Regions from separate parts of the Mus musculus genome. Here region 1 is linked to region 2. The links are chromatin loops, found by intact Hi-C in ENCODE. Cell type or tissue: heart. All regions are shown on one strand. Links, peaks and the distances in the headings refer to the core of each region. The heading gives the core; the rest is flanking DNA. Region 1 overlaps Cdc123 (cell division cycle 123). Region 2 holds the start of Camk1d (calcium/calmodulin-dependent protein kinase ID).

Region 1 (2,801 bases), core at 216-2,715, 91 kb before region 2:
AGTAGTTTCTATAACATCTTAAACTTTACAAACAGATGTGCTGCTGCCTGAACCCAGGACCCCAGTGCTGAGAAGATAGATAGATAGATAGATAGATAGATAGATAGATAGATAGAGACAGACAGACAGACAGACAGACAGACAGACAGACAGACACTCACTCTTCAAGAGGGACACAATATACAACCAGCAGGGCAGCTTGTGGCGCAGTGGTGGTGAGATTTGCCTTCTTTATCTGTTTCTAATCTCTCCAAATGGTGACCCCGTCTTCGCTAGGATGCTCCTCAGGCTCTGAGCTGCTTAAGCAAGCGCTGAACCGCTAAGCCAAACCTAAAACCTCAATTCTGATAGGGTTGCAGCTCCTGTCACATCTCCTGTTTTAGGTGGCCTCTTTATCACAAAACCACTTTTAATGACAATCATTATAATAAGATTTTCACATGAAAGGCTCTTCTCATATACTTCTGTTATATTTATTCCGTGTCTACAGCTTGTTCTCCGAAAATGGTGTGAATTAATTCCTGGGGCTGAATTCCGATGTTTTGTCAAAGAAAATAAGCTTATTGGTGAGTTCTTCTTGTCCTTGAAGGTAATCTTTAATGTGTATATGTTTCCAGAAAGTGAGCCCAGATCCTAGTACATGCTAGGTAAGTGCTCTGTTATAGCCCTTTCCCCAGAGGAGCCTTTAAAAGAGGATTGCTGACAAGGTGGCCCAGCTGGTAAAAGCCACCAAGCCTGATAGCCTCAGGCCAGTCCCAGAGCCTGTGTGGTAGGAGAGAACTAACTCCCAGTCTTTGACCACCATGTGCACTTGCTTAATCAAAGGTGTGTGCCCCTCACACACTCGTGTGTGCCCCTCACACACTCATGTGTACCCATGCACATTAATCAAGCAAACAGTAAACTTTATTTTTAAAAGAGAAAGATAACTGTGTTGTAAATTTTAGAATTTCACTTTTATGGTTGAGTTATATTTCATTGTGTGAATATATTAATTTTATCATTATTTTGATCATATATGTATCAGAGTGTCACACTACTTCATAAATATGTACAATGATCATGTTTCATTGGAAAATAGCCAAAGGAGAAAAAACAAGCTTTTGATGGAAATAGTTTCAATAATTAGGACAGGGGTTTGATATTGAGTCTGGAGTTCTGTGTTAATAAGGGTCCTGAGCCTGCAAAGACAAAAATCACATGATCATCTCATTAGATGCTGAGAAAGCACTTGACAAAATCCAACACCCCTTCATCATAAAAGTCATGGAAAGAGCAGGAATTCAAGGCCAATACCTAAACATAATAAAAGCAATCTACAGCAAACCAGTAGCCAACATCAAACTAAATGGAGAGAAACTCAAAGCAATCCCACTAAAATCAGGGACTAGACAAGGCTGTCCACTCTCTCCCTACCTATTCAATATAGTACTTGAAGTCCTAGTCAGAGCAATTCGACAACAAAAGGAGATCAAGGGGATACAAATTGGAAAGGAAGAAGTCAAAATATCACTATTTGCAGATGATATAGTATATATAAGTGACCCTAAAAATTCCACCAGAATGTTTCTACACAGGAAGGTGGCGCTGTTGATCCTGTCTGGACTCTAGAGATGGAGGGACAGCTTTTACCATTCTCAACCAGTGGTTAGAAAAGTTTTGTTTTACTCCCAGTAAAGTGCTTATTGTAAAATAAACATCATCAAAAGCTAAATTTTAACAGTCTTTCCTTTTTTAAAGATTTATTTTATTTACTTGTGCATACGTGTGTTGGGGTGTGCAAATGTCCATGGAGGCCAGAAGTGTTGGATTTGCCTAGTGTTGAAGCTGTAGGGAGTCATAAGATGTCTTAATGTGGGTGCTGGAAACCAAGCTCGGGTCTCCTGTGAGACAGTATATACTCTTTGTTGTTGTTGCTGTTTTGGTTTTTTTGGTTTTTTGTTTTCGAGACAGGGTTTCTCTGTGTAGCCCTGGCTGTCCTGGAACTCACTCTGTAGACCAGGCTGGCTTCGAACTCAGAAATCCACCTGCCTCTACCGCCCAAGTGCTGGGATTAAAGGCGTGCACCACCACGCCCGGCTCAGTGTATACTCTTAACTCAGCCATCTCTCCAGGCTCCTATAATCTTTCTGTTATTAGGGCATTGTTTATTACATGAGCAGAGAAAATATATGAAACAAGTCTGTTTCTTGTCTTCTTACCTCTGAAGATATTACCCTGTTAGCTGTCACTTACTCAGGCTATGGACTGAAGTAAGTTGTTCTTTCAAAACGTTTGCCACTGTGTTTTCTGTAAGGTAAAAGTTGTGGACCAAGGGACATGTAGCTGAGCATCAGCTCACCAGTTCTCATGGAATGGATGGAATGGTGGCATTTATTCTTATAACTAAGATAAGCGTAGGTGTTCCACTGTTACATATTCCACAGTTTAAGTGTGCTAGTCACACTTGGGTGTGTGACTAAGAACTCAGAGGCCTTTCCTTACAGCAGTCTGAATTTCAGGCTCTGAAGACCAATCACCTTCCGTAAAACAAACACAGGCTGCTTTTGTGAAGGCAGGCAGGTGTGTGTGAGGGCTCTTTTACATGTTCCCACCCCACCACCACCTGGAAGAGGATAGCGATTTGAAGAGACTAGCTTTAAACATGAAAGCAGCAGGTGCATGCATGCGCACGTCTAGAATTGCTATTGGAGGTTTTACTAAGCAAGTCTTTTTGTGACTGAATCCTTTCCACCGTGCTAAATAAAATAACGACTTCCAAAATTAAGTGTGTGGCATTCTGGAGCCTAAGATGCATTTAT
Region 2 (2,801 bases), core at 225-2,724:
AGCCAGTCATAACATCAGTGTGACCCATTACTCATGGGTCTGTGGTATTGGTGATGTAAACAGACCTACGATGGTGTGCTTTGCCTAGAAATACTGTAGATATCATTCCTTAGGTAGACAATGCTTGATAGTAAATGACTCTTACTGAATTATCTATTTAGTGGGTTGGACTTTTTTTTTTTTTTTTAGATTATGTTTCTTCTGCTTGTGAAAGAAAACTTGACTGTAAGTCAGTTTGCTATATTATGCCGGCAGTACCCTCTTGTATCTTGTATTTACCGTGCCTCTCGATTGCATCATTTTGTCTTGTGCTTGATTTAATTTCATGTTTTGTTCATTATGGCTCTAGGAGCAATAGGCTGTTTCTCCCCAACCTCCAAGCCCGTGAGCGTGTGTATCCCACAGGCTGGGTGTGTGCAGCATCCAGGTCTGTGTAAATACACTTAACATGATGATCATATGACTCGGTTGTCACACTCCTAAACAACCAATGGTTATAACCCTCTTCTCTGCTGTTCTCAGCTTCAAGAGCTTAGGACTAAGGGCCAAAGAAACGTGGAAAACAGCACTGAGAATCTAGGGATAGGTAGATTTTTCTTCTAACCTCCTTGGGAGTCCACAAAGGGCTCCAAGGCAGAGCCTCTGGCCAGTCTGAACCAATGGGGAGGTGTTGGGGGGGGGGGATTTCTTTTTCTGAAAGCAGATTCACACCTCCTCCTCCTCCCCCCTCTCAAATTGGAACAGTCCTGGGAAAATGGGACAGGTGTCCCCAGTTAAGAGACAGGGCTGTTTACTCAATTCAGCCGAACAGCTCTAAGGGAGAGGAAGTCTTGCTACAAAGAAAACTTAACATTTCCTATCATGAGGTAGTAGTCCCTGCCAGTTGAACCAAAGGACCAACTGGAAACGCTGCCTACTGTCCTCTAACAGGTGAATACCAGGTGAGAGTGGGCAGGTCAAAGTTCACTCTGGAGACCAGAGGCCTGAGGAAAATGTATCTCTGCTTCTACCTTAACCTTCTAAGTAAGCCACTTGCGGGGTATGCTGATGGGGGAAGGCGCTAGAGAGAGGCGTCTTTCCATTGAATCGGTGTAATTTGGCCACGGCCTCAGAGCATCAGGAGTAAAGTGAGAAAGAGGAAATCAGAAGGGTTCAAACACTAGTCAGTCCAGTCACTCCAGTTCTGGGCCAGGCCAGCCACCATGTCCCGCATCCACCCATCACTTGGCCGCCAAATAACCCCTGGAGTTTTACTCCGGAAGGGACCACCAGGCGGTGATTGGCTCGTCTTGGGCGTGCCTGTCCGATACATCCCGAGGTTTCCTTTAGCTGCTCCAAAACTGACGTGAAGCAGATTTTGGTGCAATGCGAATTAGCTCCAGCAGCGGAGTCCGGAGGTGACTGCCGAGCTCCGGGAGCGCCTGCTGGGGCAAAGCTGCGGCCAGGAGTCAACGCCCGCCTGCCGATGGCTCCATCCAGGCCGCCGCCCATTGCCTTGACAACAAGCCCCCACCCGCCCTCCTGCACAGCAGGCTTGGGTCACCGGCTCTTGGGTATGCGAAGGCGCCCCGCCCTGGGCGCCCCGCAACCGTGAGCCGCGCAACCCCACCTTGCCGAGAGCTTCCGAGCGCCAAGCAGAGGCGCCCCCTCCTGCTCGAAGAGGGAAAGCCCGGGCGCCCCCAGCATTGACTTCATAATAAAGCTCCCTAAAGGCTAGGGCTCCCCCGCGCGTTCCGGCGCCCTGCACCTGCTGGGTTCTCCCACCCGCCCTCGCCCGGGGACCCAGGGTGCGCGGACGGCCTGGGAGCGTGCGTGGCTCCGTGGTCAAGTGCTGCATCCCGGCGCCCAAGCACGGAGCTCCTGGGGAGGGGAGGGGGAGCGGGACATCCCCGAAGGCCGCCTCGCGGGAGGCGGGGAGGCTGCCGGGTGCACTGGGAGGGCGGGGAGCCCGCGGGAGGAGGCGGGCTGGGGGAGTGGGGCGGGCGGCGGGGAGGGAGCAGGAGCCAGGCAAGAAAGTAGCAGAAAGTGAGGCTGGCAGGCGGCGGCAGAGGCAGGAAGTCTTTGCCGGAGAGCAGTAGAAATTAGAGCCAGGGAGGGACCGCGGCGGCAGCAGCCAAGGCGAAAGAGGAAACTGCCGAAGAGGAAGCTCTGCGGCAGCCCGAGCCTCCCTGCGCTCCGCATCCTCCCGCTCCGCATCCCGGCGCCGGGCATCCCCCGGAGCCCGCGCCGCGCCTCCGGCGCCCCTTCCCCAGCGCAACCCTCGGCCGCCCTACAGCATTAGTCTGCCATGGCCCGGGAGAACGGCGAGAGCAGCTCCTCCTGGAAAAAGCAAGCAGAAGACATTAAGAAGATCTTCGAGTTCAAGGAGACCCTCGGAACGTAAGTGGGTGCTGGGGACCAGCGGGTGGAAGTAGCATCGGTGGCGGCAGCAGCGTCGGCTGCTCCTGCTGCTACCGTCGCCACCGCCACCGCGGCAGAAACTGGCTGGTCGATGCGTCCTCATTGTCCCATAGTCCGCTCTTATGGAGACCCTCCGCGAGTCCACCGCGTGGGTCTGCGCCCACGGTTGACACCTCTCCTGGGCGGGGGAGGGGAGCGCAGGGCGCGCAGAGAACAGCCCACGCGGGCGGGCGACTTTCCTTTTCCCTTGCCACCACCGCCCTCCACTGATTTTCTCCCCACGCGTGACTGTGGGCTGAGCATGGTGGATCTCGCTGATCGCTGGCTGTGTGCACTTACTCATCGTGTGTATGGGCGCACTGGGCCGACGAAAGTGGTCACGAGGAAATTCAGCTTTTGGT

What was found. Hi-C counts contacts between places; a loop is a spot of excess contacts. Peaks named below come from ENCODE experiments on the same cell type or tissue, not always from the same donor. Only the 100,000 strongest peaks of a DNase experiment are listed, where the experiment ranks them.
Region 1: a loop joins it to region 2, with 2.3 times the contacts of the local background. A loop is called at or near these places in 8 of 42 quality-filtered maps.

Annotation. Positions count from the first base shown.
Region 1 is chr2:5,805,196-5,807,996 of GRCm38, reverse strand. Cdc123 (cell division cycle 123) reads left to right here. Exons shown (of 13, transcript NM_133837.5): 8 at 491-566. Among named protein-coding and RNA genes, the nearest start is that of Gm29984, 19 kb to the left of the region's middle. In heart, for the core only: a CTCF peak has its summit at 1,583; no DNase peak of the experiment used is centred there.
Region 2 is chr2:5,713,724-5,716,524 of GRCm38, reverse strand. Camk1d (calcium/calmodulin-dependent protein kinase ID) reads left to right here and starts at 1,763. Exons shown (of 11, transcript NM_177343.4): 1 at 1,763-2,379. The coding sequence starts at 2,288. In heart, for the core only: a CTCF peak has its summit at 1,667 (motif pointing left); DNase peaks (open chromatin) are centred at 1,314 and 1,894; H3K4me3 peaks cover 1,809 bases; H3K27ac peaks cover 1,384 bases; H3K27me3 peaks cover 925 bases.